Linked DNA regions of Mus musculus: region 2 is linked to region 1. A link is a loop called in an ENCODE intact Hi-C map of the cell type or tissue named here. Cell type or tissue: gastrocnemius. All regions are shown on one strand. Each heading gives the region's core, and the rest is flanking DNA. Links, peaks and the distances in the headings are about the cores only. Region 1 overlaps Snx29 (sorting nexin 29). Region 2 holds the start of Cpped1 (calcineurin-like phosphoesterase domain containing 1).

Region 1 (15,052 bases), core at 2,748-10,747:
CTCCTGCATCCCAATGCCTGAGACAAAGCCCCTGACCAGATTAGGGTGTGAACACAAAGGTAGAAACAGACAAGATGAAAAGTGCCACACAAAACAAAAAGAGCAGCATAAAAAATGAGGGGAGGAAGCACTGCTCTGTGGAGTCTGAAAGACAAAGAAACAATGAGGAAAACCATGGGTACAGCAGAGGCCCTTCCCAGACAACCTGGAAAAGAGAATTGCCTCATGAGAGTGTCCAAGTGCTCAGTGCATGTGGAAGAACTCCTTGTTCCCTCTCACTAGGAATCCAGGAGGCTGGGTTCCGAGGTAAAGTTTCTCTACACTGCAGACTACTGCCTCCCACAAGGAGCAAGCACTCTTCACGGTCCTTGGTTTTCTGAGACAGAGTCTCATCTATATAGCCCAGGCTGGCCTTGAAGTCAGAATTCTCCTACCTCAGTCTCCTAAGCGCTGGGATTACAGACATTCACCACATTCCCTGTGTGAGTTTCTTTTAAATTACACTGATTATTTTATATGTTGTATGTGCATGTGTGTGTGTGTGTGTGTGTGAGAGAGAGAGAGAGAGAGAGAGAGAGAGAGAGAGAGAGAGATACATGCCTGTGCCATAGAGCACATGGGGAGGGCTTTCAAGAACTAGATTGCTATGGTCCCTTTGCAGTATGAGGTGAACGTAAAGTTCATAAATTACAGACAGCAGCAAGTGCTAGACCCTCTCTCTCAGCTGATGCTGCCACAGATCTCTGGGAACTAGAAAGTTACAAAGCCCACAGGAGAAAAGAGGGCACCTCAAGCCCCAAGTTATTCCTTAGCATTTCCTCAACAGGTCATCAGGCTTAGCCATGAGCAAGTTTACCTGCTGAACCATCTAGATGCACACGCATACACACACACACACACACACACACACCCTGTCATTCCCAAGTAGCTCACTGGGACTTTTAAAGCCAGGCAGGCAGTTTTCTGGGCCCTCCAAGTTGATTTTGGCCTTGGAGCTGAGCATTCGGTGAGGTTAAGTTTGAATCTTGTAAAGAAAAAGCATCTGAAGAAACGTCCATCTGCGCCAAAGAAAGCAGGCCGCACCCTCTGAGGGCTGCTAGCGTAGAGCCAAGTCTAGTATGTCTGAGCCTCCGCTCCACTTCATGCAAACCTGTGAATACAAACTTAGCAGCACACAAAGTCTGCAAAATTCCCGAGCACTAGACCTGACAGTTGTCTCTCTTTAAACCACATGGCTGCTGTGGCCAAAAATATCTCCCCTCCGCCAAGCTTCCTGTTGCTCACTCTGGCTCCAAAATAACAAGAAGTGGCTTGGCAGTGATGTCATACTGCCACTGTCACTGCCTGCAGGGCACTCACATGCTGACTATATTTAAGACCCAGGCTTCATGTCAGTGACACAGAAATTACCACCTTGTGAGCCAAACTGTACTGGAAAGATTTGAAAAATTACTTTCTGTGAATAGGCAGGCTGCATATGTTGCCTTCTCTCTGGGCAGAGGCAGAGCCCAGTGGACAACAGCAAAAACCTCCAGCTCCTCGTTCTCACAGTTTCCGTAGCAGCAATATCTCTCCCAATGGGTCACCTTTTCAGGCTCTCTGTTATCCCTCCACACTGCTCTGTAAGTTTAATTCTACCCTCTAGATCTTCCCGACTTCCCATTAGGAAAGGCATCCCAATGAAACACTAATGAACAGTGACCAAGCTTCCCTCCCCCGTGCACAACAAGCATAACCTGTTAGTGAGGGCTGGCTCGTATCTCCTGGTTCCAGTGAGTTTATCTCTTCTTGCTTCCGCACTTTTGTGTGGGCAAAGAGACACTTCAGATCCAACTCTCCCACTCCTCCTGGAATTGCTGTAGGCTTCTCATATCTTGATGAACTGCCTAGACGGTGGTACAGCTTTTGTGGGGAACACCTACCTGCACTGGGTACTAAGGTCTGATGGTCACACACATAATGTAAGCACATGCTTCCAAAGGCAGACGCTCACACAGATACAACTTCCTGCTCACTCTCCAGAATTCCACTCCCTCAACAAAGCCTGAATCTAAGAGAACAGTTTAGAATCAGCAAACACCCCGTGGCTTTCTCTACTGCCTGAGGTTGCTTGGGCAATGCCTAAGGCGTTCCGCCCTCCTCCCGCCACGCTATGCTCCACGTTCCCCATGGAGACGTGCCTGGAAAGCCCACACTGACCCTCACCATTGAGCCTCACTGCCTCTTTTGTTTGAGAAGAAACTTGCACATTTTCAGATCTAGAGGCAATGTTCAAGTGTTTGGCCTCTCCACCTTCCTTTCTCAGAGGGAATCTCACCAAACTCCACCTTCTAAAACTCACGAGCAGGAGTGAAACAGAGGCGAAGCAGGCAGTACCAGCACAGGCCGGAGTATGTCCTACTTAGTGCGCTAAGAAAGGTATACAGCTTGTTCCACTACAACCATATGCCTTGACTATGGCATCCCACTCCTGAGATTACACACAGAAAAGACACAGAGGGACAGAGAACTGTGACACAAGGATCTTTGCTTCAGGAGTCACCTACTGTCTCATGGAAGTGGATGCAGACTCAGCATCACATGGCTGGAAACTACTGCAAACACTGTGACATGCCACACAGCTTTAGCAATCACAGTGAACTAGGCCCACTCACAGCCTGCTCTGTTCTCTACAGTAAGACTCTATTGCAAAGAGATTGTATTAATTTGCTTTGCACTGCTGCAACATAGTGCTGAGGTGACACAGCAAATGCTTTCAACCATTCAACTTGATTTTTGATTTTGTTGTTTTCAGAGGGGATCTTGCCACATAGCTCGGGTTTGATCAAACTTACTATATAGCCCAGGCTAGCCTAGAATTTAAAATCTTCCTGCCTGAGCCTCCTGGTGCTAGGATTACAGATGTGCATTGCCTGGTTAAGAAATCATATCTTAGGGGCTGGTGAGATGGCTTAGTGGGTAAGAGCACTGAGGTCCTGAGTTCAAATCCCAGCAACCACATGGTGGCTCACAACCACCAGTAATGAGATCTGATGCTCTCTTCTGGTGATCTGAAGACAGCTACAGTGTACTTATGTATAATAATAAATAAATCTTTGGGCGGGAGAGAGCAGGGTCTAAGGGAGCGGCCCAACAAGATCGAGCAAAGGTTCTAAAAAATTCAATTCCCGACAACCACTATACAGCTACAGTATACTCACATGCATAAAATAAATAAATCTAAAAATAAAAAAGGGGGGATCATATCTGAAAGCAAGTCAACAGTTCTGGGGTAGCTTCCTGCTACAAGTGTCAGGAGAGATGGAGCTGGAAGGGAGTCTCTCCAAAGCCCCCTTAACCTCTTCAGGGGCAGCTCTGTGAGGCAGGGACCTCCCAGCAGGCCCCGCTGAGGCTCCACATCCTCTCCCAACACCACCATACTGAGGATCCCAAATCCCCCTCCAGGGAAAACTCCATCCAAACTGTAGCACAAATCATGAGTCTTCAGAAATGCTCAGACCTTCTACCATGGCAGTTGTACTCTAGGAATCAAGCTGCAGTTAATAAAGGAGTGGCTTTAGAAAAGCCTGTATGCTTGTGATACACTGTAAGAACTCAGGAAGAAGGAAAGTGACATCGTGATAAATAAAGGTGTGTCCAGACATAGTACCCCCTGTGCACAGACTCAGAGAAACAAGGTTGACTTCCTTCAAAGCTGCTGTGCACTACTGGATCAGATTTTGTAAAGTGAGTTTGAACCTAAAGGCATAAATGCCTCATCAACAATAATCTGTGTGCATGTGTGTGAAGACTCGTGTGCCACAGTGCATGTGTAGAGGTCAGAGGACACCATGTGGGCGTTCACTCTCCCCCACCACATGAGATCCAGGGATTACACTCAGGTCTCCAGGCTCAACAAGGAGCTCCTTCACCTGAGCCATCTTGCCAGTCCCCTCCAAATAAAAACTAAAGCACTAGCAGAGACTGTACCCAAGTGGGTGTCTTTAGGAACTCTTCTGTCCTCACACGTAAAGACTATCAGTCACACTTGCCTTCATTTGCTGGGGCGAGGGCTACTTAAACATGATCTGAAATCTGCATAGAAACAGAAGAAAATATAAAACACATGACACATAACTTGCAACACACAACTAAAGGTGTAAAAACTAAGCTTAGAAAATGGACTTGATGGACTAACAATGAAGACAGTGATTGATTGCATTGGGCCATGGGATTTGGGCCTCCTCCCATTTGGGGTTGGTCCACAGCTTTTACAATTGCAGGGTAATGTTTGAAAACACAGAAATAAAAACTTCCTTAAGAAGTGTCAACTAGCCAGAGATGACAGAATTCTGCTCTAGCTGAGTCTGACAGCACACCCCTGCCATGCTAGCACTAGAGAAGCTAAGGCAGGGGGGTCCCAATCAAAGACCAGACTAGACCATATAGGAAGAAAGAACCTGCCTTAAAAAGAATTCCACCTCAGAAAACACATGTGCAGTTTTAACCTGTGAACACGCAATCCGTGTTGACGGGCAAAGCATGAGCAGGCCTAGGCTTAAGTTCACATACAGATCGGTAAACAAAGTCATCCCTTAAGTTGTTTACAGCTTACTTGAAAATAAACTCTTAAGCAAAAATGAAAAATGCCAACACTTCCAAAAGAAACTAACAGTAACAAATTGACTCTCCATTTGGTTCTGAAATAAAAATATCAAGCACCTTCACCTTCCTGGATGTCACCAGCAGCCTCTGCATCCCCTGCAGAACCTCAGAAGTGCCCACCATCAGCTCAGCCTGCTGCACTTCCATCACCCAATACCTGGCAGGACATTAACATCTGGGCACCAGACCTGTGCAGTCTGGGTCTCGCCTCTAGAAAGCCTAACTTAATTAGTCTGGAAGGTGGCCTGGGCCTAATAGTTCTGTAAGCTTCCCCTGGGGACTGAAATGTGCAGCCAGAGCTAAGCAGCATGGTTAGCACTTTAACCCAGAGAATTCTTTATTAGAACGTTAGTTATGTCTGAGCAACACCAAGCCAGATGAACTCCAAAAAGTGACTGTAGCCTTGAGGTGTAGGAATAAATTACTTCCATGGTCCCAGCTCTGGCTAAGGATACCTGCAGGGGCCTCTGGGTGGCACTTATCAGCATTAACTCTTGCAAAAAAATCTATAAGAGTAAGACTGTTTCACCCTGGCTTTCCAAAGGAGAAGCATTAGGCACTAAGTGGCCATCTGCCATCCCACATCCACTGGGAACAGAGGCTCCTATGTAAATAAGTATTTCCTTAAATGGTGCCTGAGGCACCTCCCTCTACCCCAGCCTCAGACAGAGCTGACAATGGTAGCACACTCTTGTAATCCTAATATTTTCAAGGCTGAGGCAATGGGACTCTGAGTTCAAGGCCAGCCTAGGTTATACACTAAGTTCAAGAACATCAAGAACAACCTGGGCTATCTACCAAGCTTCTGCCAAAACAAAAACAAAAACCAAACAAACCCAAAGACTAAAGTAAACTGACGCAAAACTAATCCCACCCCTGCCCCACATCATGCCACACTTACACCTGAGCATGGCTGGCGCACAGAATCACTCAGCCAAATGTTTAACATCTGTGTCTATACACCCCATCCCACCCCACCCACCCCTCTTCAATTTAAACACATAGGCTCACGCAGCCATGCTCTGTTCATTTCTAACTGATAAAGCTTACCACAAAACAGCTGCTCTTTGAAGAGTTAACAAATGAACAAGGTAAACTACAGAGCCTGGAAGAACTCCGGCAGCACCAGACTACAGGTGAGCAGTTTCCACTGAGACAGATCTTTGCCTATCCTGATGCTTGGGCCTAACACACAAGTCCCGACTTATACATGGATTCCCCTGCTCTCAGCTGCAAGTTAGGGACCTGGGGCTGCTGCTGAGCATGGAGCAAAGGTGGGACTCTCAGCTCATCACACCAGACAAGTGACTCGTCCAGTAGCCTGAATGAGGGAGGCAGAGGGAAGGGTGACTGGACACAGTAGGTGCTCAGAAGATCACGTGGGGAATCAGGTCAAGAGGATGACTAAACATACATTCTGCAGTGTTTCTGCCAATGGTCCTGAGAAAAAGGACAAGGGAAAAGGCTGAGGCAGGGATTCTCTTGGTGGCAATGCTGCCCCCTTCAGGTGTGGGATAAGTAGGCATGCCTGGCGGCATAGTCAGGCCAAAATGTAGAGTAGGCTGAAGACACCATTCCTTCTGAGAGGCTGGGGCAGTACACAGTGCTGGCTCGGCCTCCTAGGGCCATCTGTAGGAGACTGGTGTAGAATCTGAACCTGGAGCCGCCTCTCACAGATGCTGACAGCCCTTCTCCTCTGGGGTCTGCTGCACTCTGCATTTTCATTCCGTATTTGCTATAAACAGCCACTCTGGTCCTCCCTCTCTATGTGCAAGCTGTGGACCAGGAAGTGCTTTATAAGCTGTGGGTTGGGCCTTATTCGCCAGATACTGAGGCCTAGTGAGGAAGTCTGAGTCTTTGCTCTAGTTTAGAGACCTGTCTTGCTCACTTCCGTACTGGAGTGACTCAGCACTTTCTGCTTAAGCCTGCCTTTGCCTAGCTACCACTGATGTAGAATAACTTTATTGGCTCTGTCAGTCACCCTATACCCTACGGCATCCTTCCCCGCCCTCTACATCATCTCACCTCACCAAAAATCCCCACCTCTTTCTTCAACCCTATATAAAGGAAAGACTGCTACAATAAAACAAGTTCCTGCTCTGACAGACTCCCGGCCTGGGTGTGTTTGTTTTGGGCTGCAACAGTCACCATCCCACTCAGCCCTGGAGAGACTAGGCTGGCCCTGCCAGCAGAGAGCTGGCATCTGTGGTTCACTCTGTCCCAGAACTATCCTAACCAATGTAGAACAGAGTCTGCTTCTATTATGAATGGCTTCTTGTTCATTTCTCTTTCACATAAACTATAAGCTAGCTTCCTAAATCACTTGTGTTATATGTATGTTATATTAGTTATGGACATTAGGAGTGTCACCAAGAATGTTTACAAAAAAGGAACAGCAAATCTGCTAGCATGAAGTCCAAAGACGGCAAAATAGATGACTAACAAGGTCACTAGAGGTCACAGTTTGTGAGACATAAACCACAGAAAGCAGCCAGAGGAGGTAGCATAGTGTACTCACTCCTGTCAGATTCCACTGAGGGCTGTCGGCCCAACGCCACTAATACATTAATTTGGAACATCTAAAGCACCTAAATGGGATGGGGAGGAATCACCATGGGAAGTCTACAGTCACTGCTGCCCATCTAGGGAAGTCCTCTCCAGCCCCACACTCACTCCTGCAGTTCAGAAAGGAAAGGATGCCACCTCCTGGATACAGGGAGCGTTGATCTGGGCCTGAGAGCAAGAGATGCCTGCTGCTGGGGAGACGAGGTGAAGTGGCTGGGCACAGCACAGCCATGGTCTGTTACAGATCCTCTAGTCACCATGAGAGAAGATCAAACCTGATAATGAAGCCAACTGCAAGAAAAAGGATAGAGAGATGTGGAGAAACAGGTCTCCTTCACAGCAGGAGTTCCCTAGCCACTCCACTGCCCTTCTTCAGAGGCCTCTAAGTGGGCTTCTGTCATCCATGAATGCTCTCACTAGCTAAAGCTAAAGTAGAAGGGATTTCCAGAAAGCTTCACTTCCCAAATGGTGAGCAAAATAGTCTTGGAACAGGTAACAAGCAAGTCCAAGAGCTCCCTAGAACTGAGCTATAACTAAGAAGAGCCCAGTGGGCATTCCTTGGAGATAACTTGGGTCAGGTCACACCACCACTAGCCCCACAACACTTCCCTCCCTCACCAGACCAACTTCACTGAGACCTATTTGAGCCAGGCATTACGTCAGCGGTAAGAAAAACCAGGTGAGCACAAGAGCATGCCCCTCCTGAGGAAGCCTCTGGCCTAAATTTGAGCCTTTGGTGGCAGTACGCTATTGTCACTGCTAGTAGTAACTGTTGTGCAATGCTGGTGCCTGAGCATGAGCACCACGGAGAGCCCTTACCTGGGTAGGTCAGGAGATGCTGGACACAACCTTCTGCTGATGAATGTTCTTAAAGTGACAAGAAACAGAAACCCAACTCCAGTTCATCTCAAGAGCAGTGGGGATTCATCAGCCCACACTGTGAGAAGGTCCAGAGAGGCCTTCAAGAGTAGGTTGGAGCCGGGCGGTGGTGGCGCACACCTTTAATCCCAGCACTTGGGAGGCAGAGGCAGGTGGATTTCTGAGTTCAAGGCCAGCCTGGTCTACAGAGTGAGTTCCAGGACAGCTGGGGCTATACAGAGAAACCCTGTCTTGAAACAAACAAACAAACAAACAAAAAGAGTAGGTTGGCCCAGCATCCCAGTGAATCCTGAAACCCAGCTCTCTTGCCCACCGCTCCTCATTTGAGTGCCTGCATACCCTCACCCTATGCTGTCTTCCCTCATGAGAACACAATGGCCAAGGCAGCTCTAGGCTTCATACCCCAACAGAAAGTTACCCAGAAGAGAGAGCCATCCAACAGACAAGAGATGAGCTCCCACCAAAGTTCTGAAGACCCACCCCTGTCTCCATGGCAAAATTAGACCACATGTCATTTCTGAAACAGTCTAGGAACCCTGCAGCAATCTTGCTGGAAGGAGATGGAATTACCTTGACCAAATTAGATATGTTAGACCTGAGCTGGAACCCGGAAAATGTCAGTTTCTGCCACTCCTGTGTAACTTTAATGCTTTCAAATCCTTTTTAATGATGGTTCTTAAACACTTTAACCTCTCTTACAGCCCACCACTCACCAGAGGTAGTGGGAAAGAAAGGATATGAGGGGCGGGCTTATGGACCTGTTTAGAAAGGTTCTTTGGAGCAACTCCCATCTGTGTTATCTAGAAATAGCAGTTCAGTTCACAGGTCAGCAGCAGCAGCTTGCTCTACTCACAAACACTTCACAGACATACAGCAGTCCAGGTTGGTAGCGTCGAGATAACAAACACAAATCAGCAGCAGTGGCGCTACCTAGCAGAGACAGCCAGGCCTCAGCCTCTGCACAAGTCAGCAGGAGGCACCAGGGCCAACAGGAATGCCAGGAAAAGTTCTCAGCTGTGCCAATCTCAGTGAAATGAAGATCAGCAAAGCGAGACCACCAAGTGAGTCCTTTTTATACCCTCCAAACATCCCGTGTCCTCCCCGGGTCTTGCCTCAGCACATGCATCTGTCTCAAAAGTCACTGCCAATCAGTCTGCAGAAGCGGCAAAAAGCCGCAGCACACCACCAGAAGTTGCTTGGTGCATATCTCTCTATGGAGTCCTGACAAATGGAGTTCAACTATACAATGTAAGGCAGACCAATACATGCGTGTTGTTAGCAAAGAATCTTTCATCATGTGTCCTTTAACAGGATTACTTTAGCAGAACATCCTTTCTCCTGTGTCTGCTTCAGCATAACTTTCCTTCATGAGTCTGCCTTGGCCTTTCACCTATGTCCACTTCAATGAAACATTCCTTCATGTGTTTGCCTTAGCAACACAAGTGACTTTCCAAAGAACCCTTAAGTTTCCACTTCACCTGGCTGCCCTGGAACTTGATCTGTAGACCAGGCTGGCCTCAAACTCTGATCCACCTGCCTCTGCCTCCTGAATGCTGGGATTAAAGGCATACACCACTACTCCTGGATTTAGAAATATGTATCTTTTGATAGATATATGCCAGAGCCAAAAGAAAGAGAGGGTCAGCCCACTGGACTAAGTGCTTGGCAGATACATGTCAAGACAGAACATCCCCTATGACCTTGTCCCAGAAAGCAGAGTCTATAGTTCTCTGATAACCAACAGAAAAAGGCAGAGCTTGAGCCTTGACAGACAATATAAGATTTAGAGCTTTTATTGAAAGCCAAAAGTCTCGACAGACAGAGATGCCAGACAGGATCTGAGCAGGGCACTGAGGTCCCTGTTTTGCCTTCCCTGTATAGGCCCACACCCTAAAAGTTGTGCCATGAGGACCTCAATCTCACACATAGACATCATTGTGAAGATCTCACTGGCTACCAGCCCAGCAGGAACAATAAACAAGAGGGTACATACTGACCAAGCAGGGCTGGCACACCCAAGGAAGCTGACCTCCAAATGGAGGCCAGTGTCAAAGGCTTCAAGATGCTTTGGACAAAGAAAGGACTCCAACACCCAGGTCAGACCCAGAGTCTAGAACTATCAACAGCCAAGGCACCAACCAGAACGCTTGTCCACACCCTTGGGCTGTCAAGAGGATGACAGATGTACTTAAGCCCAGAAAAACCACAGTCCACCGTTTGCCCCTAACATACAAACATGAACCCTTCGTTAGAACATGGTAAAAATGAGAGAAAGCCAACACAATCTGGATAAAGCAACAAAGATTGGCAGGTGAAAAGTAGCTCAGAAAGGCTGGGTTCAGCAGCTCAGGTGCCACCCTCAGGAAGAGCTGCACCCCTCTCCTTCTACTGTGTGTGCATTCATGCACTGGGTTAGAATCTTTCCTCAAAGGAACAAAGACCCACCAACTCCCAGGTTCCCTCTCGTCCAGGCAAGAATGCTGAACCTTGCTCTCAGCACATCAGCCACACACATTAGCTAGACTCCATCATGGTGGCCAAGGAATGAAGCAGCAGAGTGACACTAGCATGAATAGCCAGGAAGGAGGAAGAGCCACTGGTGGAGTGTGAGGGTCTAGCCGGCTGGGTCATGGATGCTGAGGGAGCTGATTGAATCTCAATTCTGGGTGTTTGAGGTGTTTCCTGGAGAGCCAGCATCTGAATTAGTGGACCAGGCTGGGACCTTATCAGGACAACCAGGTGCCATCCTTGCACTGAGGACTCCAAACAAAACAAAGGAACCAGGGAAGGTCAATGCTCTCTCTGCCTGACTTCTGGAGCCAGGGGTGGTCCTCTCCTGCCCTGGGGCTCCTAGCTGTCAGCCTGGACCCAGGCCTTCAGACCACATCACTGGATTTCCCAGGCTGCCACTTGCAGACAAGGTTAGGTAAACTCCCTGGCACGCAAGTCATATGAAATCAATACCTCAGGACCTCAGAAAACCATGTGGTTTTCTGGAAAGGTACAGACATCCTATTGGCCCTGCTTCTCTTGAGATCCCTGAAGTATCAGGAGGAAGCTGAAACCTGGAGATGGTGGTGGGCAGCTTTTGAAATGGTCCCCACTGACTCTGATCCTGATAGTCATCCCTAGTGTCATGGCTTCCCACACTGCCGGGCTGTTCTGTGTATCTATAGAACTCAGCGTGCTCTCCAAGGTGACAGAAACCTCGAGACCTCCACCTGGAGCATGTTCTTTCTCTATGGGAGCCACATTGAACAGCCTACAGAAACCTTCAGATTAAGGACCCTAGGCCTCTTATTGACAGACAGACAGACAGACAGAAGACACCAGCCCCTAGTCTGAGACAAGCCTGAGTACACCAACTCTAGCCAGCAACTCAACTTCTACCTCCTGAAAGACCCCTCCCCATCCATTCGCAGACACCTCACTCCCAGAAATCGTGGAAAATTCTAAACACTTGCTGTTTCTGGAGACCAAATTAAGAGATGATTTATCACACAAGAGACAGCTAGCATGATGAGCAGAGATAGAAAATTGTCCTTAGAGTGACCCAATGACTTTGACCCTGTTCTCTAATTGGGAGACTCAATCCCTGATGCAGTAGCAATGCTGAGAGGTGGCCCTTAGGAACTGGGCAGGGGCTGGCGAGATGGCACAGCAGCTACTTACGGCTTTTCCAAAAGACCCAAATTTAGGTCCCAGTACCCATGGGGAGGAAAGGAACTCAAGTTCGAGGGCTCCAATGCCTTCTGACCTCCACTGGCACTAGAAATACACTTGGTGCACAGACACACACAAAAGCAAAATATTGAGACACGTAAAAATTTAAGTAATTTTTTAAAGAACTGATCAGGTTACAAGGGCTCCGCCCTCATCCACCACGGCTTAGTACTAAACATGTCTGTTACAAGAGCAGCTCCTCGGCCTCTTTCCTCCCACTCTCCATGATGTGATGGCTTCCATTGCATTCTGACATGCCAGGAGGCCCCTGAAGGTACAGCCCCTCAACCCTAGCCTTCCCAGCTTCTAGAACTATGAGGCAGTTATTTCTGTCCTGTTCCGCAAGACCAGAGACTTCCTTCAAAGGGACTTCTCATGTAAATGTAGTCTTCTCTTCTCTAACATCTGTCTCCCAGCTGGAAGTAAGTCAATGAATTATTTAGAGATGTGACTTACACAGCCTCACTGCACCTGATTATAGTGCTGCCCATCAGGAGTGAGTGGCAGCCGGGCCCAGGAAAGCTCTGCACAAGTTACACGCCCTTGGTCTTTGTTGAGCCATAGCAGAAGCTGAAAGTCATTAACTTTGAGCAAAAGGAATAAGCAAATGCTAAATCTGCAGCGTGTGTTTGTTTCACCACCAAGCACGCAAGGCTGGTGAAACACGTGCGCACACGCATGAACTCTCATCGGGTGCTTAGAACAGACTGTGCTCTTCTGAGCCTGACTAGCCTAGCTTTTCATCCTTCATCTGTTGCTATTAGAATGCACCTTTGATTAGACAAGGTTTCAGTTAACTAATTAATAAAAAGTGATGGTAGTTAGCATGTATTATCTTCATACAAAGCATATTTTCTGAAGCAAAAATGGTCTCTCATGGTCTCTTTTTATCCATGTGATAATTCATTCAAGTTTTCTTTCTCCCATTTTACAAATAAAGACATTTAAAGAGGTTAGGAGCTCACCTAAGGTCACCTAACTAACACGCTGGCCCCTAAGTCCAATGCCAGAAACTGTACCCTAAACCACTAAGCCACCTGTGTTATAGATCTTGCCACCTGAGCTGGAGAGTGGGGTCAGGGGTTAGAAGAGGGGGCCAGCACATACATGAGCCTCAGCCTATGATAGTCACTCCCCCATGGTGACTGTAGCACACAGCCCTTCTAGCTACCAAGCAACAAGTGACTGAGCAGACCCACTCGCCCGCCAGTGTGGCCAGCTGCTCAGGGGGGTTTCTCCCACTTTCTCTTTTTGAAGAATTTGTCTGTTCTACAGATGTCCTTCCACCTGCAAACTGCCAACTTCCAAGTGCCTGAAACAGTTCTTGCATAACTGGGAAGACTTCACATTATAAACCTCGGTCTCTATCCCATGTGTAGCATAAATTGTTCTCTGGGATTACCACAGCTAAAAAGAGCACTCAATATAAAACACGCACAGCAGCTTGTCAATCGTCTCAAGACTCCAGCAGCCTTCCTCCTCTGTCCACGTCAGTGGATAGGACCATCCTCTCCCACACAGGTGAGGAAGAAGCTGAGCAAGTCACCCAGAAACACAATTTCCAGGAATGGAGCCAGGGCTAAGCTGACTCCTAACACAAGCCAACACAATGAAGGGACCATAGCCCTATCCTGTTACGATGTTCAAAGCCAGTGTCTCTGAAGACTTGAGTCATCGAGCCAGGATACACCACAGAGCTCCAGTGAGGTCACGTGAGATGGAAGACCAGTGAAGAAATGCACAATAGGAACTAATTACTCTACTTCTGACTACCTCTGACCTGGCTCTGATGTCCTAGAGCAGGGCTTCTCAGCCTTCCTAATGCTGTGACCCTTTGATACAGTTTCTCAGGAGGTGGTGACCCCCATACACACACAACATTAAATTATTTTTGTTGCTACTTCATAACTGTAATTTTACCACTACTATGAATCATAATGTAAAAGGCTGTATTTTCTGATGGTCTTAGTTGACCTCTGTGAAAAGGGTAGTTAGAATGCCCCACCAAAGGGGTCATGGCCCACAGGTTGTTAGGATGCAAAGAGAAGAAGCTCAAAGAATGGAATGTAGAAAGGAGGTCACAGGACTGTGCTGAATTACAGGAACATGAAAAGTACTCACGCCACATCACCGAACACAGCCTCTGGACATACCCCAAAGAACCACCAATGTTAGTGTTTTAGCATGAAATGTCCCCCACAGGATCACGTGTTTAGTACTGGGTCCCCAGGTGTGGGAGGTGTGGGGAGGTTATAGAACCTTTAGAGTACAGTCTAGGAAAAAGAAGTGGGTCTTGGTACATTTCTGGTACCAATGTGAGCCCTCTGCTTTCTGTCTGCTGCGGTGATGTCAGCAGCCACATTACCACTTCCTGTCTGCTGTGGTGATGTCAGCAGCCACATTACCACTTCCTGTCTGCTGTGGTGATGTCAGCAGCCACATTACCACTTCCTGTCTGCTGTGGTGATGTTAGTTCTTCCCTAAGTGGCATCTGTCAGATAGATGTTTTGTCACAGTAGACGCTGCTCACGTCACCGAAAATGGGGAAAACTGGGAACAGTCCAAGTGCTAAACTGACCAATTAGTGTGGTCAATTTAATATGCTACATTAGTTCAATGAAATACCACACACAGGTCTACACAAACGGCTAACCTCAAACTGCCTTACAGTAAGAGGTGGCAGGGGAGACAAGATGAGGAACGATGGGGAGTCAGCCGCACATGCAGGGGATATGCATGCCCACAGGAGAATGCACTCAGGAAAAAGAATGGTGCTCTCATAGGAGGTGGGAATTTTAATTCATCATGTTTTATCTAATAAGATATAAATGACATCACAGAAAAAATAATTAGTGCCTCTTAAAATAAGCTTAGTAACATTTATAATTATAGAAATGCTCTTGAAAAATGACCCACCAGCCTAATTTTTCTCCTGTAATATTATAAGACCCGAAACCTTGCTCCCACAAGAAGAGCTGGGAGCAGCACCATTTACCGCAATGCTGTGGGGCCCATTCAGCTCAGTACCTGTGAAGGACACAGCCTGCACATGCCTGCACTCTGACCAGCAAGTCCAGAACCGCTTCCAGCAAACACACTCAAGTGGGAACACAGTGGCAGACACTCAGGTTATGCACCGGGAAGTATCACAGAAGACAAAATGTCCTTACTGTCCACTACGAGCAGACTGGTTAACCCAATCCTAATACAGTCAGGCCAGAACACACCAGGAGCTACTAGA
Region 2 (15,052 bases), core at 2,721-10,720, 450 kb before region 1:
AGCCCAGAAGTAAGACAACTGCTGTTTGATAATTAAACAGGGATGTCAAATGGACACATTCACAAAGACAAGACTTTAAAAACTCATTATGGCATGGGTGATAAATACCTGTATTCCTAGTGCTTGAGAGGCTGAGAGAGAGAATTAATTGAACTCAGGAATCTAGTAAAATGTAGACAAGAAAAGAAGTTAGCCTGGAAAGATTTTAAAGAGTGGCAGTGTGGAAACTGACACCAAAGGGCAGGAAACAGGAAGAGAACTTTCAGCTCTGCCATCTTGGGAATGATGGCTGACATCAGGTAAATTACCTCCAGCTCTATGAACTCAACTTTAAAAAGGAGTGAAAATTTATTTTGTTTTGGTAATAAAATGAGAAAATATGCATAAAATATCTTAGTAGGTACTTATAAAGAAAAATCATATATTATGACACCTAAAATAGTTTTCTTTCCTATAACAAAGAACAGATAAGCTAACAATCTCTGAAGAAGGTTATAGAGATGCTAAATGGTGCAAGGACAGGAACTCACATTACTGCTGAAGAGTACAGGTCTAGCTTGGAAGTTCTCAAATATTTATCTAACGAGAGGGAAAGTGATATTACTATCAACCCATTAACATTATCACTGAAATGATACATTAAAAGTAAGCTAGGCATGGTGGCATATGCCTGTAATCTTAGCACTCTGGAGATAAAAGGCCAGCCCATGCCTCACACTGAGATCTCAAAACAGCAAAGCCAAACAAAACAATGAGTTCTCATCTTGTTGTTGGTGCGTCCGCTTTCATGAACAAAGACATTTCCAGTTCTAAAAAAAACTACCAGTTTGCTTTTCCCTTAAAACATACAAATAGAAAAACAAAAACAAACAAATAACAATAACAAAAACAATCTCAGGGGCTGGGAAAATGGCTTAATGAATTGCTTCACAAGCATGAAACTCTGAATTCAATCCCAGAACAGGCATAAAAAAATGCTGCCCTAGTGCTGTGTGTACTGGAGAACCACAGACAGGTGAATCCCCGAGGTTCCCTAGACAGATAGCAAGATAGCCTACTTGATGAGCTCCAGACCAGTGAGAGGCCCAGTTTAAAAAAAAAAGAGTGGGAAAGTCCCCGAGGAATGACACAACTGTTGTCCTCTGGCCACACATGCAAACACATCATGTACATGAACACAAACAGGAATATACACACGTGCACACACAAACATGGCAGAGACCAAGTTTGCAAAAGTGAAAACCTTGTGCCTTTTCTGGACTCCCCTCTTTCCCTATCCCCAAACACCCCCATGTGCAAGTCAGGACTGAGTAAAGGTGAGAGACATTTGAACCCAGAGCACTGAAGAGGCACACTTGCGTTGAGAATATTGTCCTTCATTCCAGACAACACCACCTTGAACTATGCTCCCAACTGTGGGGTTTGGAAATTTTAGAAGAAAACTCTCTTATGGTCTTTACTGAAAGCAACAGAATCAATAGCACATGCCTATATCCATAGAATGGCTTATCTGAAGGAAATTGCCCATGTGATTCTGGAAGCTAGCAGGTCTAAAATCGACATTGTGAACTGGCAGGCTTAGGACCCCAGGACAAGCACGGAAGGCTACAGGATGAGCAGTGGTGACTCTCTAAGTTCACTAGGCTGAGGTCCTCTTGCCCAGGAAGAGGTCAGTTTCTTCTCCATCCAGCCCCTCAGCTGTCTGAATGAGACCTATGATGGTTGATACTGATTGCCAAATTGATAGAATTCAGAACTGTGTAGGAAAGAAGCAATTGGGTGTGGAGGTCCAGCCTCAGCATGAGGAGGGTCCCAGGAAAGCGGGAATGGGAGTGGCAGTGGTTCAATAAAGATCCGAGTCAGTAGTGGATGCAACTGTCAGTTCAGGTGCTCTCTCTGTTCCCGAGGACTCTCACCATTCTTCCCTTTTTCCTTTCTCCCTCTTTTTCCTTCTTCTCATCATTCTTTTTCCTTCTTCCTTTTCATTTTTTTGGCTTCTCTGGACCAGACAGCCTGAACAGTTTTTTTATTTACTAAAGCAAGATCATCAACATTGTTAATATTTTTTTAAAAGTCCTTAAATTTCATAAATTCTATGAATCCAGGATCATTAGTTCTAACCTCTGACTCCTTAAAACGGAAACTAAACACAAAGCAAAAGCACATTTCTTTATGGTTTTTACGGTCTGTCTTCATGAGTGCTGGGCACAGCTCTTATGTTTTCCTGGCACGGCAAACAGCAGTCTTTAGTCACTATTTTCATGTAAGAACAAAAAGGTGACAGACTACTAAGGTTAAAACAATTTCTTACAAAATGTTAAAATGTCTGCAAGTAAAGTAGGCATTGCTGTCTTCAATCCTTCAAGTAGCTAGGAGAACACAGTCCATCATCTTTTAATTCTCTGATCTTTGTTTTCTTGTCCCGACAACTCCATGGCCTCATGCACGCTCCGAAGACTATTCCTCTCTAGATCACATACACACCTTCCTCCTTTAAGATAAACCCATCATCGTTGCTTGTTATCTATAGATTCCTTCTTTTCCTATTCATGTCTTTTCTTCTTGAGAACATTTTAGCTCTCTGTCCTTGATATCCTCAGATTCACCCTGGCTAATTAATGCAACAGTCATTGGATCAGAATGTTCAGGTATCTCCTCATAATTTCAAGTTCAAGGCCAAGTCTCTAAATGAGCAATTTCTTCAAAGGGCCATGTAGGCTTTTATGGCCTCTGTGGTTATATTGTCTAGATACTTTTCCATGGCCCTAAAGGCCAAGCGAAGGCCTGTTCCCCATCCTCCACAGCCTCGTGACAACCTCCAGTCCTCACTTCTGAGATCCATGTCTGTTCATTTATTGTGCAGTCATTAGCTCTGAGCAATGAGGGAAGTACATTGCCCAGAAAGAGAGATTGAGTGTAAAATAGAAGAGACAGCAGATCAGCTTCAGGGCAACAGCAACCATCAGCCCTGTCATTGTTGCAGGGGCAGGAATTGTGTCACACATCCCCTTACGCAGCCATGCTGGACCAGCATCTGGGCATGTCTGTGAGGGGTTCTCTGATGAGATGCCAACTGAGGTGAGAAGGCAGAACTGAGCGAATGCTACACATGGCCATCCGGGGCTTCGACTGAATGAGGAAGATGGACACTCATCTCTCTGTGTCCTGACTGCAGATGCTGTGGCCAGCTGCCTCATCTCCTGCAGCCATGCTTTCCCCGCCTCAGATTGTGAGTCAAACATACAGTTTTTTTAATTTAAATTGCTTCTTGTCTGGTCTATTAGTCACTTTTCTGTTGTGATAAAACACCATGACCAGGAGCAACTTATAGAAGAAAGAACTTATCTGAGCTTACAATTCCCAAGGGACATCATGGCAGCATGAAGCAGGCACCATGGCAGGAACAGCTGTGAGCTCACATCTGGAATGGCAAGCAGGAAGCATAGCAACCTCAGAATAGTGCAAGACTTTAAACTCTCTAAGGCTGTCTCCAGTGCTATACTCCCTTGAGCAAGGCTGCATCTCCTAAGCCACCCAAACAGCGCCATCAAGAGCAAGGAGAAAGCAACTGTGCTGGCTTGAATGGGAATGGCCCCATAGGCTCATATATTTGAATGTTTGGTCATCAGGAAGTGACGCTATCTGACAGGAATTATGAGGTGTAACCTTGTTGGAGTAGGTGTAGCATTGTCGGCGAAGTGTGTCAATGAGGGTGGGCTCTGGGCTTCCAAAAGCTCAAGGCAGGCCCATTGTCTTTCTCTCTTCCTGCTGCCTATAGATCTGGATATAAGACTCTCAGCTACTTTTCCAGCACCATGTCTGCCTGTGTGCTGCCACGATCATTGCCATGAAGATAATGGACTAAACTTCTGAGACTGTAAGCAAGTCCCTATTAAATGTTTGCCTTTGTAAGAGTTGCTGTGGTAATGGTGTCTCTTCACAGCAATAGAACACTGACTAAGACAGTAACTAATACAAGGTCTGCCACACTATGGAAAGTAAAAGTGCAAATAAAAACTCATGGAAAATCATCGATTCAGAAGTAATCAGAGCAAAGCTTGACCTGGCCCTATAGCCTACTAAAGTGACATAACATCACAGAGCCTCACCAAGAATACTGCTGACCTTAGACAAGGCACTTTTCCGTACATCAGGCCTCAGCTTCTTATCTGCATTCTAGAATGTTTCAATTGGTTCTAGCCACAGACACCTTGAGGAAGAGCTGGCTCCACTACTACCCAAACTACATTCTGAGGACAGAAAAGTCTATTACCCTATAAGGACACTCATGGGGTGGGATGGCATACCAGCTAGTGACTGTCACCCTTCTAAAATCTACCCCTCTCCTCCCACCCCACTCCTGGTAACAGTTTTCTATTTAGAAGACCACATTTCAAAGGTGCTGTGCAAAGAAAGAACTAGATCCATATATTTAATGAGTTGAGAGACTTGTGGATACAAAAATTACTGCCTGAGATGTAGGCTAGGGCTGAGTCCCTCGGAAGTATCAGGGCTTTGGCTCTCAGCCATTCACTTTCACTTTGCCCATTTCGTCAGATCCCTCCTCATGTCCAGGTTGTATGTGGCAAATAGAGGTATGATGATTAATAATTACCATGGCTAATATACTTACTACTTGCCACTGCAACTGTTACTTTAAGCAGTTTGACATACAAATCCATCAACTCTTGTTACTTTGTTCACGACTATGGCAGAAACGGATCAGAGAAAGGTTTTTATGTTGCAGATGCTTGCACAGGAACTTAGCCAAACATCACAAAGATGTATGGCACAGGAGCTTCTCACCTCAAGAAGGGCAAGCGGCACACTGTCACAGGAAGTGTTTAGGAACAAGATTATCTCCAAGACACGCCTTCCAAAGACCTTTATTCTTTAACCTGGAATCACCTTCTAAAGTTCTCTGAACCTCCCAAACCACTGCCATTTGTTAAGTTTTAAACCCAGGACATGGGTGAGGTGCCAGTTTAGCACATCAAAGTGGACCTGGCCTCCAGGTTCTTCCAGCAGCCTCAGTTCCTACCTGATATAGGGTATGGCTGGCATATCCCACCCTTTACCCTGAACACTCCAGCCCAGAGGCTGGGCTGCCCTTCCCCCCCCCCCCAGGGGCTCTTCCCTATATAGTCCAGACATTTTGTTACCCAGCCTTTTTGTACCTTTGGCCTCCTGGCTGCTGCACCTGGTTCTTTTCTTCCCTCCTTCTCCTTACCCCTTCCCCTTGCCCAGTATTAGATTTTCACAGATGTCTCAGCTTTTGGCTACACTCTCCCACAGATAAGCTTTCTCCTCCACCACACCTAGGGGGAATTCATATCCTTTCCCTTCCTTTTTATTTCTTTTTCTTTCGTTCACAACTAGCTGGGGACAACTTCCAACATGAGCCTACGGGAGACATCTTATGTGCAAATTACAACATCATCTAACTTTCTCACCAACCCAATAACCCTAGGTATTGTTATTGTTCTCATTTGACAGGTAGGAAAACTGAGGTGCAGAGCAACTAATTTTTAAGATCATACCTAAAGTAAGTGGTAGTATTAGGATAAACCCAAGTAGCTGAGACACAAGCTCATTTGTATTTCTGTCCTAAATTGCTAGGACTTATATCTGACTCTAGTTCAAGGTCATGGGACATCATCCTAGCTCTGTTAACCATACGAACATTTCAGGCTTACACTTGTTGAGAAGAAAATTTAGCAACTTGGCAGATCCTAGGAATTCCCCTGTAGTGCTTAATAAATGTATCCTCTTTTTGGAGATCTGAATTTAACATTTTCCACCTCGAAATCTGGATTGCTACCAAGTGTGAGGGTTGTAGTCCAGTGTAACGGCTTTTGAGTTGGATAGATTTTGTCTTGCTCACCTGCAGCTCTTAGCTTTCAGGAGTTGTGTCTCTCTCTGAGTGTCAGTTTCCCCATCTGACAAGTGCAGTCAATGAGGTAACAAGCAAAACACAAAGTACTTCGGGCAATGCCTGTTACCCAGCAACAACAGTGACAGAATGACAGTGGCAATGTCCAGGCAGTCAAGATGCCTTAAAGACTCTTGAGATTATGGTGGGCAGTTTGGAAGGGTTGCAACATAAAACTTAGGACATCAAATTGAAATGGAATTTCAGATAAACAATATTTTAAAAATAACTGCTTAAGTATCTCCCAAATACTGCATGAGATATATTTAAGCTAAACGTGGGTTTTGTTGGGTTTTTTTGTTTGTTTGTTTTTGTTTTGTTTTTTCCTATTCTTGTTAACCTGAAATCCCAAATTATGAAGCGGCCCGATGCGTGTTACATAAGACAACTCCAGGCCTCAAAGCCTCAACCCCCAGTCTGTTCCAGTGAAAGTTGGATCCTGACCCCGGGAGGATCCCACTAGGGGTGGCAATCTCCGTGTTCTGCCCAGGCAGTACTAGCAGCACCCAGAGCGGCCCCGCCCCGCCCGGCCCTCCTGGAGGGCAGGTTCCAGAAGCTGTTCCAGGCGGGGCTGCCGGGTGGTGTGGAGTCGCTCCCTCCTCTCACAGAACGTGCCCAGGCAAGGCCAGTCGCTCGCCATGTCCGCTATGGAGGCGGCGGATGTTTTCCACAGAGCCCGGGGCAGGACCCTGGACGCGTTTTCCTCAGGTACTGCTTGGCTCTTCGCCTGGGAAGGGGGGCACTCCAGAGCTGCAGAACCTTCCGCGAGGGGAACCTTCCGGTCGCGGGCGCTCACTTCTATCCGGATCCCTTCGTGGGTTGCACACAGCACCGGGGACCGTTGTCGGAGTTGTTCCTCCCTCGCAGTGTTGGGTGCTTCGCTGGCCTTGACTTGACCTTGCAAACCACAAACTTAAAAAATAAAGCAAACAAACTAAACAGAAGCGGGGCGGAGGTGGCAGAGAAGTGAATGACTGCTTGGGCTCTGCTACGGGGCCTGTCTTCTCTCTTCCTTGGCAAGCTTCTGCGGGGCAGCTGACAAGCGCTGTGTGTGTCAGGGGCTGTCAATTGTAGTGAGAGTGTTTTTATATCCAGTTGCTTACTGTAACCGTAGAAAGGGAAGGCATTCTGGTCCAGGTAGCGTTCTTGGAAGTTGGGCTTAGATAATCTGACCCAGTCTTGCCTCAAAGGGAGCGTTGTTAACACATCAGACTATTTCTGTAACCTTGGGTGTGGAACACATGCTGGGTGTTAAGCAAATGATAGGCCCCAGCAACTCAGAGGATACCGGATTGGTTCCTGTTTCCCTGTGTTTCCTTTGGATCTTTGGGGTTGATTCTTCTCTGGCACTTGGCTTAGAATCACAGGAACGCTCGCCTTGTTATCCAGCCTCTAATTTGCCTGAACTGCTCTGAAAAAAGAATCAGGCCCGTTCCAAACCCGGAGGGCCTTGGCACCTGCTCTCCTCTGCTCACCTGGTGGGACTTGGAAGTCTGGCACCTTCTCAGCCTTCACATCCTATTTTCAGGTTCATTTCCTCAGACTTACCTCTGCCTAGCTAGCCAAAGAAGATCAATCCTACAGTTCTCTGCTAGGCCTTTGTTTCTTTTCCCCTCCTTGCAGTTCAAGGTTCTGCACAGGTGCGCACAGCCAAAAATCCACTGATGGTGGACTGGGGAAAGTCCAGTCTGCAGTGTTGCCATTTTCTACAGATTTTAATGTGTCTTAGGTTTTTGTTTGTTTGTTTTCCCAGCCTACATGTTTTTGAGATGCCTCCTATTCTAAGTAGTTCTCCTTCCTTCCTTCCTTCTGAACAGTATCCCATTGATTGCGCATTCGTGCTGTATGTTTTGTTAATGGATGTGCTGAGTTTTACCAACTTGGTGTCTTTCTTGTCTTTGCTTCTCCAGATTTCTCTTTGCCACAGTGCTCTAGGAGCGACTGCTTGCAGGAATGAACTCTTTGTCCTGATCCTTAGATTGGCAGGAGAGCTGGGCAAGAAGACACTCAGCCAACCAGAAGCTCCCACGGGAGATTAGGGGGAGGAGAAACAAACACCTGAATGTGTATTCCTGCACTTGATGCCCTTCCAGGGTTCCCCTTTGTAGACTGTATTCCTCCCTAGAAGGCCCTGTTTCTCCCAACAGTCTTTATGTTCTTAGACTCTGTTCCCAGATGGAGGTATCTGAATGACAGTGGCTCTATCTTTTGGCTGCTTAATGTTCCTCATAGTCTCTTTATATTCATCTCATCCCAGATAATCCCTTTGAAAATGACTCAGGCATTTTCTTAGTTTTAGTATATTTACTATTCCTCCCTTGGTCCTGACTGATACAATGACCATTTAGTTACGTGCTTTTCATTCTTGTAAACAGTATTATAGTAAGCCTTTTTGTACAACTGTCTTTTATAAACACATGGGAGAATTTCTTCTGGAGCAGGGATGTGGGTTATAGAGTATAATCATCCCCAGATTTACCAGGTATAGCTATATTACCTTCCAGAAGTGGTGGCACACACCTTTAATCCCAGCACTTGGGAGGCAGAGGCAGGCAGATTTCTGAGTTCGAGGCCAGCCTGTTCTACAGAGTGAGTTCCAGGACAGCCAGGGCCATTCAAAGAAACCCTGTCTCAAAAAACAAACAAAAAAATAAATAAAAAATAAAAAGGGGGGGTGTAACTGTTTATTCCCTCTAGTAGACTGGAAGAGTTTCCTGCTATCAGCTTCTCTCCAGTCTGAGAAATATCATGTTTCATTTACACTCTCTAGTAAGCTGGGAAGAATAGAGAAGAAAAGGGTGACAAATTCCCAGACCTCAAACTCCAAATCTAGGCATGGAGCCATGGCACAGAAGTAGGAATCCTTGGCACCCAATGGCCACTGCAGTAGGAGGAGTTGGGACTGTGTGTACTGTCCATGCTTGATGAGGGGGAGAGCATTGACTGACATCAGAATAAGGAATAGAATCAAATGAATGAAATGGATTTGAGATACCGTCTGGAATGCTGAACACTGGTCATTTAGAGAGGCAGGGATGTGTGCCACACAGTGGGAGTAGACAGTGCTGCCTTAAGATCTGGAGACATTATTCTGAAGGGAACAATGTACCCTGTGGATGGTTCCTGTGCATTGTCTGTGCTGTGTTCCTTAGCATGTGTTTCCATTCAAATGAGTGCAGCATACAGCGAAGATTCCAAAACAGAAACAGCCAGAAATTATTGAAAAACCAGCAGCCAGCCTTGGCACCAAAGCCTGGCAGGAAGGCTTAGGTGTGTGTGTGGAGGAACATGGTATCAGATGCCACAGAAATGTACATAGTTGTACTCAGAGATGCCCCCAGGACAGTCAGTTACTGTGGGAAGTAGAGCCTGAGTCTATAGAGACAGATCTCACACCTCCTTCAGAGGTGTTCAGTTAACTCAAGCAGCTGTCCCAGGTTTACATTGCACTCATCCCCAGGAATTAGCTACCTGAGCGACAGAGCCCCAATTTCTCCAGGAGTTTGATAAGTGAGTCTCAGTTTCAGCCATCCTTCCTTGTTAACATAATCCGCTCTGCTCTGCTGATGAGGGCTCACATTCTTAAGGCGTGTTCAGATACTCATTTTAATTAGGCAAATTGATAATTATAGTTCCTTGACACATATCCTAATTAAGATTCTTTTTCATCTAGCATGTAACTTCCTTCTCAGAGGTTTGCCACATCTGTTCTGAAGGAATTCTGAAAGGGAGAAATCACAGGACAAAGGTGCTTTTTAAAATTGTATTTGAGGGCTGGTGACATGGCTCAGAGGGTAAAGGTGTTTGCCACCAAGGCTGACAACCTGACTTTGATTACCAGAACCCACATGTTAGACAACTAACTGCCATAGGTTGTCCTCTCACCTCCAGGTGAGTGCCATCTGTCACCCCACAAAATAATAAAATTGAATTTAATTGTTCTAAGGTCCTAAACTTATTTGTTCTTATTTTATCCTATCAGGATATTTCTACCTTCTTGGGTAGCTTTCTTTAAAGAATTGTTTGGGGAACTGGAGAGGCTCAGCAGTTAAGAATACTTCTACTCTACTGGAGAACCCGGCTTCAATTCCTAGAATCCAAATCAGGTGGCTTACAAACACTTGTAACTGTAGATCAGGGGGATCTACACCCTCTTCACAGGACCCAGACACATGTGGTGTGTACTCACACAGGGAAACAGGAACAGAGATAAAAAATAAAAATAAATTTTAAAGGAGTGCATTTTTAAAATAATAAATAAAAGATTGTCTCTCTCAACGTTTTGCACCTCTGCAGCTGCCTTGTAGGAACTGATGGTTTTTGTTAATTCTGAACATTTCTCAGTTTTCCCTGTAAATCCTCTCACTGGTGAGAGTAAGTGGACTCTCAGTAGAAATAATCAAGCTTAAACAGTTGTAACAGGGCAGGAGATGAAGTGAGCGCTTCAGTTGTGCCTTTTCATTTAGGACAAATTAGTTCTTCCTTATTTGATCAGGGATCTGTTCAATAGAAGCTGTGGGAGTGGACAGATTTGGCCCAACAGCCGAAATCGATCCCGAGTTTAATCCCAGTAGCTGAGCTTTGGTTGGTTGTGGAAGGCCCTGTGGTGATAACTGAGCAGTATGCAATTAACCAGGGAAGCTGGACCTCAGTGACTGTTGATTGACTAAGTGACTGTAGCCAGTTAAATTGTTTCTTGTGTTACTCACTTCTGTGCTGCTTGGCCAATGCTGGAGCTCTCAGTGCTGGCTCTAAGAGCTGCCTACTCACAAGTCATTTTTGCTTTGTTTTGCTTTGATCAAATAACAGAGCTAAATTCAATTGGCCAAAGGACGTTCCCTCATAATAGTCCCTGTGAGTAAAGAGGACTGTTCCTCATTGTAATTACCAGCTAAGGGAACTGCTCAACAGTGCACATGTGCACGTTTAAAAAGGGCACACTTTAAAAAAAAAAAAACTAATTTTTAAATGAGTTTATTTGAGAATGGCTCTAGCCGAGGCTGGAACTAATACACCTCCTGCCTCAGTTTCCCTAGTGCCTGAATGACTTCTGGGTACCACCAGAACCTTGCTGGGTCTCTATGTTTAAACACTTCATTGGGATCTTATTTACTGTAACATTCTTTCCTATTGCGCTTACAGCTTGCTTTCAATAATGTTCCAGAGTGATGCAGGCGTGCAGGACTTTAACGCAGTATTCTGTCCACCTGCAGTCTGGAAGTGTCCCTACTCCTACTTGTCACGGGTGCCACTACATTCCTGTGCAGATAAGTCTCATTTGGACAGTTCCTGTGAATGGAGTCATATGTGGCCCTTTCCTGGTTGGCTTCACCTCGGAATGCTTCAGAAGTCATCCGCACTGTAGCGAGTAGCTAGGGCTTTGTCTCCTTTGCTTCATCCCATCTAATGTGGGAATAACCAAATTTGTGTGTCCATGCACTGATAAATATTTGGATTCTTTTTATTTTGATGGGTATTCATTAAGACACCGTTTAAGTGAGTAGCTACTATGAACAGAACAAGTGTTTAAAATTTTTTGTAGGTTTAGAATTTCTGGGTCATGCAGTAGCTGTGCTGCTATTTTACCTCCTGAGCAGCAGTGCCTGTGAGTAACCCGAGGAAGAAGCGTTTCTTTTGGCTCACAGTCAGAGGTATAGTTCTTCACGGCAGGGGCATGGTGACAGAGGGGTCCCAGCTGTGGCAGCTGAAGGCAAGGCAGGAGGTGTATTGCACCCATATTCAGGAAGCAGAGAGAGAGGAACAATGGATGCTGCACTCGGTTCTCCCCCCTTCTTCAGTTCAGTGCATTGAGTGGTGTCGTCTGTATTCAGAGTTGGTCTTCCCTCGTCAGTAAAACCTTTCTGGAAATACCCTCATAGACACACCCAGAGGTGTTTCCACAGTAATTCACTAACTCCAATGAAGTTGATTAGCCATAACAAATAGTGTTGGGTTTCTATGTACTTAATGGTCACTGGTAGACCTCAGAAGAAATACTTACTAAGATCATTAGCTATTTTAAAATTGTGGGGTTGTTTGTTTGTTTGTTTTTTAATAGTTGAGCCAAAAGAGTTCTTATTTCTGGACCAGGCTCCTTTCTTACTGAATGTATGATGTACAGATACTGTCTTCAAAATGGATTTTAGGTTATGATGAAGTGCAGCTGATCAGCTTTTTTTTAAAATCATGTCACAGCTACAAAATATTTCTTTTCCTAAGTTGCAGATCACAAAGACAGTATTTAATATATTTTATGGTAAGAACTCTTTTTTTTTTTACTGTTATCAACTGCTATATCAATCTAATGCTAAATTTTTTTAAAATTGGGTATTTATTTCGTTTACATTTCCAATGCTATCCCAAAAGTCCCCCACCCGCTCCCCCACCCACTCCCCTACCCACCCACTCCCACTTCTTGGCCCTGGCTTTCCCCTGTACTGGGGCATATAAAGTTTGCGTGTCCAATGGGCCTCTCTTTCCACTGATGGCCGACTAGGCCATCTTCTGCTACATATGCAGCTAGAGACACGAGCTCCAGGGGGTACTGGGTAGTTCATATTGTTGTTCCACCTATAGGGTTGCAGATCCCTTTAGCTCCTTGGGTACTTTCTCTAGCTCCTCTATTGGGGGCCGTGTGACCCATCCAATAGCTGACTGTGAGCATCCACTTCTGTGTTTGCCAGGCCCCGGCATAGTCTCACTAGGGACAGCTCTCTCTGGGTCGGTAAGAACTCTTATTTAAGACAAGCAGTCCTTTCTCTTTTAAGTTCATAGAGACCCAGTGAGATGACTTACTGGGTAAAAGCACTCACCATGAAAGCCAGGTGACTGGACCTCCATCTCTGGAACAGACAGAAAGCTGGATATTGTAATATACATCTGTACCCCCAGCACTCCCACAGCGAGATGGGAGACAAAACCAGGGGAATTGCAGACCACGCAGCTTGGCAGCCAGGTATCCTGGAACATACTGCACAGAAAAAGCAAGAGAACCAGCCTCAGAAATAGATGCAAGGCAAGAACTGACTTGCAAAAATCGTCCTCTGGCCTCCTTAGGTGTGCTGTGGCACATGGGTGCCCTCCCCAGTAATAAAGTAAGTTAAAGAAATCAGTTTACACGGCTGAGGATGGAACCCACTCCTTAGGCATGCTAGGCAAGGGCTCAACCACTGACCTCCCCTCCCAGCCCCTCGAGGTGATGTCTCTGTGACATAGAGGAAGGGTCTAGTTATTAGGAAGCTCCCTTTGTTACTTTCTTGTCTACCTATAGTTAAACAGTTTAAAACAGAAAGAATGCACTGAAGATTTTAACATTTCATCCCATGAAGACCATAACTGCACACATTTACCCATCCTTTTTAGGTCAGGCCAAGCACCTGTCTTGGCCTGAATGTATAGATAGACCTGGTGTGACTTTTTTATATAAGCACCAATGAAAGAATCTTTTCCAGTTGCGCATATTCCCCCAGCTCACCCCCATAGAGATGTAGTCAATTAAAAAGCAGTTGAGAAGCACTCTGTGGGGAGTTCTTAGATTTATATCTTTTCCTTTCTGACATTTGTCTTCCAAACACCCAATTTCATGGTGTTTTATATTTCCCAGCTCACGTTTATTGAGGCTCTCCCCAAAACTTTCATCTTCATTAGAGACACACTTAGAGTTGGAAACAACTGTCCGTGTTCTTCTGCTTCACACACGTCATTGAACCAGGCAACTTCTAAGTAAGCAGCAGCACCAGCAGACTGCAGACAGGTCACGGGAAGCACATGGTGAGCCAAGCAAGCCACTGAGGGCCTGGCGCACAAGTGTGTATCATGCAGGAGCGTGGAATGAATACCAACAGCGGCTGGACCACTAGCTGACCTCTGAATGACATGGTCATTTTCAGAAAGCTTACAAAGTGCTAGCCAGACCTTCCAGGTACCCCTGGATTTCTGTTCAGAGTAGAATTTTCTTACAGGGAAGGCTGACAGACAACTTTTATGTCTATGCACTGCCCACATTTTAACTTTGCCACGTGCTTCAGTGAGAAAGGGGCATTGATGTAGAGCTGGAACGATGGCTGTCCCCAGCTGCCTGGGAACTCCTGCCTTGTGCCCCTCCCCCCAGGCAAGTTTGGTGTATGGATAGGTCAGACACCTAGGAAACAAATGACCACATTCTGCACAGCCTTCTTTAAGAAAAGAAAAACAATTCTTTCCATCCCAATACCACCTGGCCTCATGTATAAAGTGCGTGCAGAGCTTGGTGGATGTGCCTGAAGGCACAGCTAACCATCACACACTGGCTTTGGTTTATGCTGGCTTCCCGTACCTAGGGGCACCAAGGCATTTCATGGTGTAGGTTTTTACCCTAGTAAATGGACAGGGCCATAGGCTTATGATGACAAGTCCCTTACCTTTGCTGCCGAGTGACCCTGGTGCAGAGCAAGGTTTTCACCTGCCCAGGCTGCTCCTTCTCCAGGGTTTTCCAGCCCATCTGTTTACCCGAAGCAGAGGGACATTAGTGGTCTTTGTGTTGTCTATCTCTCTTCTGTTCAACTTATCCCTGGCCTTGTGCGTTCCTCCTTGAGGGCACACTGACTTTGTCTGCTCTTCTACCCAGTTGCCACCACAAGCACCCTGGCCACGCCCAGGTCACCTGGGACTGACCCAGTTCCAGCAACTTTATGCATGCACTCTTGCCCTGCCACTTCCTCAGTGACACCGTGGAGCTGTTGGGGGTTGTTTTGTCCATGTTGTTTTCAGTACTGAGGTAAAATTCAGGGCTTCCCACATTCTGGGGGTAGATCTTTCCCATGGGGCCCCAAGACAAACTGCCTCAAATGAGTTTGGGATCTGTCCCCCGCGCCCTCTCCGGCCCCCACTAGGTTTTTCTCTGTCTTTCTCCCCTGTGCCATCTCAAGGTTGCAGTTGAAGAAGCCTGCGTTGCTCATCTTTTATAACGTAGGCCTCAACACTTGCTTTAACCCATCCTTTCCTTGATTACACTTAGGGCAGATTGCAATGCACTCTCTCCTTAGGATTCTGTGGTCTTTCCTACTTCTGGACATTGGCTGGTGGTCAAACCCACTCAGGAGTCATGTGATTGTGTGGAAATAGATGGGTCCCCACATGTGT

The links. Peaks named below come from ENCODE experiments on the same cell type or tissue, not always from the same donor. Only the 100,000 strongest peaks of a DNase experiment are listed, where the experiment ranks them.
Region 2: it touches region 1 in a loop (2.0-fold over the local background); 6 of 42 quality-filtered maps call a loop at or near these places.

Annotation. Positions count from the first base shown.
Region 1 is chr16:11,447,981-11,463,032 of GRCm38, reverse strand. All of the region lies in intron 13 of Snx29 (sorting nexin 29), which reads right to left. Among named protein-coding and RNA genes, the nearest start is that of Gm32100, 130 kb to the left of the region's middle. In gastrocnemius, for the core only: a CTCF peak has its summit at 7,337 (motif pointing left); no DNase peak of the experiment used is centred there; H3K27ac peaks cover 1,913 bases.
Region 2 is chr16:11,900,854-11,915,905 of GRCm38, reverse strand. Cpped1 (calcineurin-like phosphoesterase domain containing 1) reads left to right here and starts at 6,483. Exons shown (of 4, transcript NM_146067.3): 1 at 6,483-6,640. The coding sequence starts at 6,571. It overlaps Gm9961 (predicted gene 9961), which reads right to left and starts at 14,542. Exons shown (of 3, transcript NR_033509.1): 1 at 14,332-14,542; 2 at 12,745-12,902. In gastrocnemius, for the core only: a CTCF peak has its summit at 6,429; DNase peaks (open chromatin) are centred at 6,612, 7,382, 7,964 and 8,808; H3K4me3 peaks cover 2,194 bases; H3K27ac peaks cover 2,436 bases.